Regions from separate parts of the Homo sapiens genome. Here region 2 is linked to region 1. The links are chromatin contacts, found by Hi-C or POLR2A ChIA-PET in ENCODE. All regions are on one chromosome and are shown on one strand. Each heading gives the region's core, a stretch centred on a gene start or an enhancer-like site at or near the end of the contact. The rest is flanking DNA. Distances are from core to core; before and after follow the strand shown.

The links. A loop is a pair of places that touch in the nucleus more often than their neighbours do. ChIA-PET counts read pairs that join two places held with the same protein, here RNA polymerase II (POLR2A). Pooled maps may share reads with other maps.
Region 2: a loop to region 1 is called in a map of psoas muscle, with 9 times the contacts of the local background. The contact joins the promoter of EDRF1 here to the enhancer-like site in region 1. A Hi-C loop is called at or near these places in 1 of 168 maps with a recorded cell type or tissue (psoas muscle) and 4 of 50 pooled maps. POLR2A ChIA-PET finds 5 or more read pairs at or near these places in 1 of 52 experiments (CD4-positive, alpha-beta T cell).

The regions. Positions count from the first base shown.
Region 1 is chr10:119,918,427-119,923,678 of GRCh38, reverse strand. It overlaps SEC23IP (SEC23 interacting protein), which reads right to left. Exons shown (of 19, transcript NM_007190.4): 10 at 5,168-5,252; 11 at 4,083-4,235; 12 at 2,695-2,790. Among named protein-coding and RNA genes, the nearest start is that of SEC23IP, 28 kb to the right of the region's middle. RefSeq lists an enhancer at 1,685-1,854. Within about 2 kb of position 3,743, at least 2 of the 41 ENCODE cell types and tissues checked have a DNase peak (open chromatin) inside an H3K27ac peak, as active enhancers do.
Region 2 is chr10:125,716,904-125,721,737 of GRCh38, reverse strand. EDRF1 (erythroid differentiation regulatory factor 1) reads right to left here and starts at 2,029. Exons shown (of 25, transcript NM_001202438.2): 1 at 1,823-2,029; 2 at 326-534. The coding sequence starts at 1,930. It overlaps EDRF1-DT (EDRF1 divergent transcript), which reads left to right and starts at 2,245. Exons shown (of 5, transcript NR_033847.1): 1 at 2,245-2,316. RefSeq lists enhancers at 1,146-2,128, 2,244-2,323, 2,804-2,913.

The DNA.
Region 1 (5,252 bases), core at 2,494-4,993:
TAGTTGGGAGGCTGAAGCAGGAGAATGGCTTGAACCTGGGAGGCAGAGGTTGCAGTGAGCCGAGATCGTGCCACTGCACTCCAGCCTGGGAGACAAAGCAAGACTCCCTTTCAAAAAAAAAAAAACGGAACCAACATATACATACTTGACTATCAATATCCCCAACACTAGAAACAATTCCTTTTCAAATGAAAATTACTAAGATGCTTTAAAAAGAAAAAAAAAGCACACAGTCACAAATATCACAAATATTTGATCTCCTTGTTATAAAATAATCGCTAATTTTGGTCCCATTATTTCAGTTACAGTAAATCAACAGGACACACCATATTACTTTTGTATTGATCTAGTAGCACCTTGTTATCTGTAAGAAGTGTAAAGCAATCAATGGCAACTCAGCTGAGAAAGTTTCATGGTTCATCCAAAGGCAATTACCTTTTAATTTAAAAAATAAGATCACTCTATAGATTTTTGCTCATTTCAAAACATTCTTATAATGCCATAATTTATATATCTAAGCAACTGCAGTCCATAAACCAGTCTCCTTCTAGAAATTCTTCAAGAACTATAGAATCCTTTTCTACTTTTTTCCCTTTCATTACAGAATAAATTAAGAACATGGTGTAGGGCCTGAACACAAAGCTTCTCATTTCTTGTTTTTTTTGTTTTTTTTTTTATAGGCTTTTGCTTCACTGATGTATACACGGAGACAAGCATTTTTCTGTATGGAGCACGCAGCCTGTATACAGAAACAACACTGACATGCTTGTGTCCTAGTCTCAGTTTGACTATTGTGCTCATCAGAGACAAAAGCCTGGGGATCTACTCACAGGGTTGTTGTGAGGCTCAGGTGAGATGAAAAGCTCTTTGTAAATTGGAATTACAGAACGATTCAACACACAAGAAAAATGACATGAAAGATACCTCTTAACTGCCAAAACTAATAACCTTTCTCAGCACTTAATCAAATACTGCTTGTCTATGTCTAAAATGTCTTTTGAGTTGCTCCCTTCCTCTCCACCTCCTACCTTATACCCCTATCATCTCTCTTTCAGTCACTGTACAATTACAATTACTACTATGTAAGATTGCAGCCGCCTCCACTTCACGCCTTTCCAACTTCATCTGTGCACTGTGACCAAGCAAACTCTCCACAGTCCAAAAGTTAAAATTAAAATTTAGACTACACAGATGATTTGGTGCTAAATCATAACTTGTGATAGAATAAGCAGGTCAGCATTTTGTAATGTTTAAAAACACCATGACTTTCATGGCCATAAGAACATGTTTGAAAACCACTCCCTTACAAGAGAAAATCCAAGCCTCCACACCTGCCACCTGGGCCTTTGGAACCCTCTGCCCTTCCCAGTTTCCAGCTTCCCTGATGCTACAGGAAAACACATGCCAGATTCCAGAAGGCCATCTCCCCTGACCTTACCCCTCCTTCAAGCTCAAGCACCATCACCTTGGAGAAGTCTTCTCTCACCAACCCCATGCTTGTCTCAACAAGCCAGAACTGCCACCTCTCATCTGCCTCAGGACAGCACACACAGCACGCTATTATGGGGCTGGTATGTTGTCATTTGAGCTCAACGTGCTCCCCGCAACTAGACAGCACACTCTTGGTTAATCTCCGGCTCCCAAGAATTGAACACAGTGCCTGACTCAAAAGAGGTAGCTGCTATTCAATAAAATGCTGAGAAGACTCAATTCCTTAAGCTAACCATTAAAAAAAAAATCAGTCCTATGACTTTATAGTCATTTCCCATATAAAGAAATGATGTAGGTTAAGTTCCAAACAGGTAGTAAAATAATAGAACCATAGAAATTCAAAAGATGGAAGGATCATCAAAGAGCATGTTAATAACAATACAAATAAGACGGCCACCCTAAGAGTCATCTAATTTTTCTAATTAGAAAACCTCTGTAAAATTAATTTGATCAATAAATTAAAATTAATAAAACAAGTATATTTTCCAGTTGTTCTAGTTTTAAATGCTTTTTAGCTGTTGCCTTGTTTTGTATTGTTAACAATTTTTGCTGTTTAGTGTTTAAGACTTCAGTGTGTATGTTTTTCCTCATCTCTTTAGATGGTAAGGACTGGGAAGAAAGTGAGCTATTACTTGGTGCTAAGCTTTGCATGCATTATTTCATGCTTACTCCAATCCTGTAAGGAAGGTATTATTCCATTTTAGAAATGAAGAAAACAAAGGATCAGAAAAATTAAGAAAATCACTCATGATCAGAAGGCTGAGGCGGGAGGATAGCTTGAGCCCAGGAGTTTGAGACCAGCAGTGGGAAACACAGCAAGATCCCATCTCAAAATAAACAAATGAATAAAACCAAATACAAATTGCTCATTAATACGCAGTTAATGAGCAGTTGAGCTGAGAATTTATTTGTCAGAACTTAACCACTGTTTGCACCAGGAAAACCTTAAATATCCATTTTAAAACTGAAAGCCCTTCATCCTAGGAACTTAGTCCCAGGAAAACCAGGATGGTCACTTAGCCTAATGTGGACTTAAGCCCAACTCTGACTCCTAAGTCTGGGTTTCCATCAGCTCCATTACTGTGCCCTAGGTAGGGAGCAAACTAGCTTACCTAACCATAGTAGTATTAAAATTTTCTATAATATAAACGAGCTGGTCACACCATGAGTTTTAGTTTTTCTTGAGTCAGAGGTGAACTTTACCAGTTTGGCTGCTTTATGTTCTACAAAGTTAGCTATCTTCTTTCTGGGTCCAAGGGGTATCCCCATTTCCTTCAGGTCATCAACTGTACACATAAGCTTTAAAAGGAAACAGACAAGCACATTAATCAATCTAGTGATAGAAGAACTGAAATGAGAATATGAAAATTATAAAGAAACCACATCATCTAAAGCAATCTAAGAGCCACTCAACTTTTTACAAGTTAGTTATTTTGTATTTAAATCATGCATCAGTTTAGGCTATAAAATCTTAGGCTTCCACACCTAAATCATTCTATTAATTAACAGAAAATACACATATGGTATACAAAATTCCAAAGCTATAGTCAAGCATACGATGAAATATCTTCCTCCCACTGCTGTCCCAAACATAGAATTCTCCTCTCAGCGCAACTGTGGAAACTTGCTCTCTTTGAAGCGATGTCTTATGTATGCATAGCACTTACATGTTTTTCTCTGTGTGTGTGCTCTACTATGCACACAGTAATGAACTCTGCTCTCTTCATGTAAATGTACCTTAGAGACGGGTATCTCTGACACTGCATCATTCATTCAACAGCTGTAGGGTACTCCGTTATGCGGATGCACCATAAATGATTTCACTAGCACCCTACTCCTCAACACCAATGGTGTCTCTAATGTTTTGTTACCTTGCAAACACTGCTGTGAGTATCCTTGTAGATAATTCTTGTTTGAATATTTCTCTATAGGAAATATTCCTGGCAATGAAACTGATGAAGCAAAGGGTAATTTTTATATTCTTAAAGATATTGCCAAACTGCCTTCCAAAGAGTTTGTAATATTTTACAGTCTGACCAACAATATATAACAATGCCTAGTTCCCTTCACCCTGGCCACATAGCATATTTTCAAACTTCCTATTTTTTCAAACTGGTAAGTTAAAAAAAATCCCATTGTACTTTCAATTTCCATTTCTCTTATGAGTTTTCATATGCGAAGACACCATTTGTTATTTCCTTTTCTGTAAATCATGTTTATATTCTTTGCCTATTTACATATCACACTGATGTGATGGTCTTTCTGTAACTGATTTGTAGAAGCTTTGAAAATCAATGAAGTAAGCCCTCTGTCTATAATGTGTGTTGCAAATGTATCACTGGCCTTTAGATGTTGTTTATGGTGTCTACTGTTATACAATTTTTTTCTTTGATGGCTTCTGGATTTTGCATCATACTCAGAAAAGCCTTTCAGATTATAAAAAAATATTCTTCTGTGTTTTTCAATTTTTTAAAACATTTCAGTCTTTGTCTACTCTGGAGTGTATTTTGATACGAAAATGTTTATTCTTAATTTTCAATCTACACAAGAAAAACAATTTCAAACAAAATGAAGCAAACTATGATCAGTACCAGGGACTCCATATCAATCTTTTCCTTTTCAAAAGTGCTAAAATATTCAGAGAGGCTAAGTGCTTCCAGAGTTTCTTGCAAAGTTAGGACTTCTTTATTTTCAACAACAAGGTCATACGACTCATCCAAAGTCAGCTTTGGCTCTTCAGGCATCTTTAAAAAAAAAAGTATGAAAAACATTACAAGCTCAGAAAAACTCCCATATAATGACTGCTGATCTACGAAAACTCTCAAACAATTTTGCTTTACACAGAAATCATAATTTTAGGCACAGTACTTTGCCATTCAAAGTTTGAATATTCTGGCCAGGCCCAGTGGCTCACGCCTGTAATCCCAGCACTTTGGGAGGCTGAGGCAGGTGCATCACCTGAGGTCAGGAGTTGAAGACCAGCCTGGCCAACATGATGAAACCCTGTCTCTACTAAAAACACAAAAATTAGCTCAGCTTGGTGGCAGGCGCCTGTAATCCCAACTACTCGGGAGGCTGAGGCAGGAGAATCGCTTGAAACCGAAAGGCGGAGGTTGCAGTGAGCCGAGATCACACCATTGCACTCTAACCTGGGTGACAAAAGTGAAACTCCGCCTCAAAAAAAAAAAAAAATTGAATATTCTGAAAAGTATATAAATTTAATAAATCACTCAAGTCTCCATTTCCTATAATTTACATTTTTAAAAATCACAAACTTTCACATTTAAATTTATAACCCATAAAGAAGAAGAGTGAGAAACTCAAATAATGAGCTATATGATTCCATTCCATTTCTAAACCTCGGTGTACTTTAATATGTAAAACCAGTTTCAGGGCTGGACACGGAAGCTATTATATTTGGGCCTATAACTGTACTCTGAATTTGGGGATTCTCTGAAGAGTTATTGATGCCAGCACTTTGGGAAGCCAAGGCAGGAGGATCGCTTGAGGCCAGGAGGGAACTCAAGACTAGCCCAAGCAACCAATGAGGCTCAGTTAAAACAAACAAACAAACAAACAAACAAACAAAAGTTTCAAGAAACAGTTCAGACTTTTGAAAATTGTTCAGCTCCATAGACTCTAAATCGAAATGTTAATTGGCCACGTACAGACGTACCTGCTTTTCCTGAAAATGTAGCTGCTTCACAACTCCATTAGCAACAGCAAGAGGTCCAGGGCACTTTGATAAATTCAAATCTTTT
Region 2 (4,834 bases), core at 780-3,279, 5.8 Mb before region 1:
AGCTGATCCTTTGTATTCACATATCCAAAAGGTATGCAAATTGGCTAAAATGAAAGGGCTGATTGAACTTTGGCAGTCAAAACTCATCTTTGCTGATAACATGACGTAGACTTAAAAGAAGCATATGCAATTGATATTGTATGTATATCTTCATGTTTTAACATCATCTATTATCAGAATAAAAAGCCTTTGAAAATCAAATGTGATCTTTCTCTAAAGAGAAATCTCGACAAGTTAATAGGCATTACAAACTGAATTTAAAAGCAAATAAGAGTTTTAAGTGAGGGTGGAGGGGCAGGTAAAAATGCCACTGATTAATATTTACCTTGAAAATGGCTTGCTTTTCTTGCTGTTGCCAAGAATGGTAGTTCCTGCTGGCCCTAGTTTGGCACTCTCTCGTAACCAGTTGGCAGGTGGGAGTTTCAAGTCTGTTTTCTCTTCAAGGCGTGCAAATGCTGTTCGAGGAGGGGCAGAAGAGTATTTCACCACAGCTCGGCTCTTCACTTCATTGCCTCCAAGAAATAAAGCTGATCCCTAATTAACACATTGGGTGAAACTTTAATGAAAATTACTAAGAACGAAAAATCTCACCTTTATAAAAAGAAAACAAGAACCTGTCACACCAGGCTTCACAAGGAACGTATGCCACATGTTACTAACAGCACTTAATAAATTTGAGCATAAATGGTAACATTTACTTAGTTCTTTTACACCAACTTCAAAGAAAAAAGATGAGTCAAGGAGTATGATGGTTATGGTTATCAGCTAGAAAATGGACCACCCACATCTCTTTTAAAATGTATTCATGTAAAGTGGAGAAGCAGAAACCAAGGAGACTCAATGGTATCATGTTAACTAGATGCAAACTTTAGTAAAGCCTATTTTCAGTATTAAAGATGTATTTTAATTCTTTTTTTTTTTTTTTTTGAGACGCAGTCTTGCTTTGTCGCCCAGGCTAGGGTGCAGTGGAGCAATCATGGCTCACTGCAACCTCGGCTTCTGGGGTTTACGCCATTCTCCTGCCTCAGCCTCCCTAGTAGCTGGAATTACAGGCGTGCACTACCACGTCCGGCTAATTTTTGTATTTTTAGTAGAGACAGGGTTTTGCCATGTTGGCCAGGCTGGTCTCGAACTCCCCGACCTCAGGTGATCCACCCACCTCGGCCTCCCAAAGTGCTAGGATTACAGGCGTGAGCCACCGCGCCCGGCCAAAGATGTATTTTAATTTTAATAACACATCATTCATAAAATAGTCTGGTAGAACATTTGGGCTTTTTGTTTTAATGCAAATATTTAGTAATCGATGCATCGGTTCATGCATGCATGCATGGTTCAAATACTCTTGAGTCTCTAACTTCATAGAAAGGCATTGGGGGTTCGTTCCTCACAGCCTGCACTTGCACACTCCCAAAGCAAGTTCGGCGTCTGGGTTCAATATTCTAACCTTTCACGCAGTACCTCTTCTGCATGGCAAACATTTTACACCCTTTGTGAATTAGTTCGGTCTCATTCTCGGCGAGTCACTACCTGGCACCGTTTCTTCCCTCCTGCTTTGCACGACTGTGCCACGTTTTGGAACGACATATTTACATGTACCCTCCTTGAGAGGAAAGATCGTATCTAATTCACCTGTCGGCTACCAGAACTGCTTTTAATACGAATACCTGCCGACTGGAGCATGGACTTCAACTCCCTGTTTTGGGGGTGTCAGGGAAACATGGAGAAGCCTCCAGAATCTGCCGGGAACCGTGGCATCCCTCCCCGGTGGAGCGGGTCCTCCGCTCCCACATCCCTGGCAGGTCCCCCTCCGCGGAGGACTCACCTGTGCAGAAGATTCCTCGGATTCTCCCTGGGACAGGAGGCTGAGCCCTCCTCGAGCGGCGGCCCCGGCCGGCGGACCCTCGGCTCCGGCCTCCTTGGCATCCCCCATCACTTCGATCCAGGGCAGGCGATACGACGGGGGAGCGGAGGAGCAGCAGCAGCAACGCAGGCCCAAAGCAGGGTAAGCGCCAGAGACGCTCCGCGGACCGCACTTCCGGTCTCTGCCAGGAAGAAGTAGCTGTGACTCGCCATTAAATCTCGCGATCTTTGTCCCGAAGGCCCGGCCCCGCCTCCCGCTGCGGGTGCCACCTTCGCGGCCAGGGCGGGAATTGTAGTGCGCCTGCGCTTGTCCGAACCTCTTCGGGAGACTACTTCTCGCGGTATCTGACTCCTAGGCTCCGCCCTCTGCACGCCGCTCACGGTATCTGACGCTCAGGCTCCGCCCCCTGCATGTCTTTGTTGGCAAACAGTTCTGGGGGTCGTCCGATCCTGCAGGTAGTGTCCGCGTGGGAGGGGAGGTGCAGCCGTCAGCGCTGCCGGCGGCTCCCGTTACGTGAATTAGTGAGAGGTTCAAACTTCTTCCCCAGGCTTCAGTGTCACATCTTTTCACACGGGCACCCCGAGGGCCCGGACTGGAAAGGCGAGCCAGCCATCTCGAGACTGGGCGCTCCTGCCCGCCTTTTAGTGCCCATGTGGCCCCATCCTGGGTGTGGGAGCGGCGGGGCTTCCGGGGAGGGCGCTGGGACGCGCGGACGAGGCCCTCCCCGTTTAGGGAATGGGTGGCTTTCGGAGTCTTCTGGGGGCCCGGCATGCCCGCTGCTTGCGGGGCGTCCCAGGTGGTGCAGGACCCGTGAGACGCTGAACCTGGGGCCTCGTAACGCCTAGGTTTCCATTCGGGCGCTCTGGATGGGTCCGAGACTCGGCATTTCTCACAGGTTCCCAGGAAACGATGCCAGCGCTTTGAGTAGCGAAGAGGTGGAGAAATAGCCCGGGCCGTTTGCAAGCTTTGAAGGTCCAGGCTCTCTTTCACACTCCTCAGTGTCATCTCAAACTGTCAAACGCAGCCACATCCGTTATACAATACATGTTTTGTAGTAAAAGTGTTTTGTTGTGCCGTAAGATACAGAAAGTGTTTTTAAAAATTAACTTGGCTCTTGCAATTTGGCTGTCTCAATTTGTAATTCACGTTTGGCTCTTACAACTCACTGTCCTGTCCGTTTTCAGGAATGCTCCTGATGAGTAAGCATTCAACTCACAAATTGCTTTCAAATGTAACAAAACAATTTTATGAATTAAATTTAACAGGCCGGGCGCGGTGGCTCACGCCTTTAATCCCTGCACTTTGGGAGGCCGAGGTGGGCAGATTGCCTGAGGTCAGGAGATCGAGACCAGCCTGACGAACAGGGTGAAACCCCATCTCTACTAAAAATACAAAAATTAGCCAGATGTGGTGGTGGGCGCCTGTAATCCCAGCTACTAGGGAGGCTGAGGCAGGAGAATCGCTTGAACCTGGGAGGCAGAGGTTGCAGTGAGCAGAGATGGCAACACTGCGCTCCAGCCTGGGCGATAGTGAGACTCTGTCTTAAAAAAATAATAATAGTGAATTAAATTTAACAGTTAATTTGATATAATAGTGTATTTTGTAGACATTTACTTCAACATGTATTGATTTTGATTTTTATCATTTCATTTGAATATTGCAGCCAATAATTCTTTTTTGGTTTTTGCAAGTTATGCATTGTTTTTTATGGTGAAAAGTTGAACATAATATCTAACACTAGGAGGAGGATAGTCAAATTTGGTTTTGGTAGAAAATAAACCCTGTGCAACCATAAACTTGTTTTTCAGGAATATTTAAGAACATTTAAATTGCATATCATATAATGTTAAGTGATAAGTGAAATTTTAAAAAGCCAATATGCAGCCTAGCGCGGTGGCTCACGCCTGTAATCCCAGCACTTTGGGAGGCAGATGCGGGTGGATCACGAGGTCAGGAGATCGAGACCATCCTGGCTAACACGGTGAAACCCCGTCTCTACTAAAAATACAAAAACAAAATTAGCCAGGTTTGGTGGCAGGCACCTGTAGTCCCAGCTACTCAGGAGCCTGAGGCGGGAGAATGGTGTGAACCCAGGAGACGGAGCTGGCAGTGAGCCGAGATTGCACCACTGCACTCCAGCCTGGGCAGCAGAGCGAGACTCCGTATAAAAAAAAAAAAGCCAATGTGCAATATGATCTTAATTTTAAAAACGTCTCCATTTCTGTCTCTGTGTCCACAAAACAGACCTCTGAGCCGTAAAATGAAGTGATTTAAAATTTATTCTTTACATTTATTGATTTGCATATATTGAACTAGCCTTGCATCCCAGGGATGAAGCCCACTTGATCATGGTGGATAAGCTTTTTGATGTGCTGCTGGATTCGGTTTGCCAGTATTTTATTGAGGATTTTTGCATCAATGTTCATCAAGGATATTGGTCTAAAATTCTCTTTTTTGGTTGTGCCTCTGCCCGGCTCTGGTATCAGGATGATGCTGGCCTCATAAAATGAGTTGGGAGGATTCCCTCTTTTTCTATTGATTGGAATAGTTTCAGAAGGAATGGTACCAGTTCTTCCTTGTACCTCTGGTAGAATTCGGCTGTGAATCCATCTGGTCCTGGACTCTTTTTGGTTGGTAAGCTATTGATTATTGCCACAATTTCAGAGCCTGTTATAGGTCTATTCAGAGATTCAACTTCTTCCTAGTTTAGTCTTGGGAGGGTGTATGTGTCGAGGAATTTATCCATTTCTTCTAGATTTTCTAGTTTATTTGCATAGAGGTGTTTGTAGTATTCTCTGATGGTAGTTTGTATTTCTGTGGGATCGGTGGTGATATCCCCTTTATCATTTTTTATTGCATCTATTTGATTCTTCTCTCTTTTCTTCTTTATTAGTCTTGCTAGCAGTCTATCAGTTTTGTTGGTCCTTTCAAAAAACCAGCTCCTGGATTCATTAATTTTTTGAAGGGTTTTTT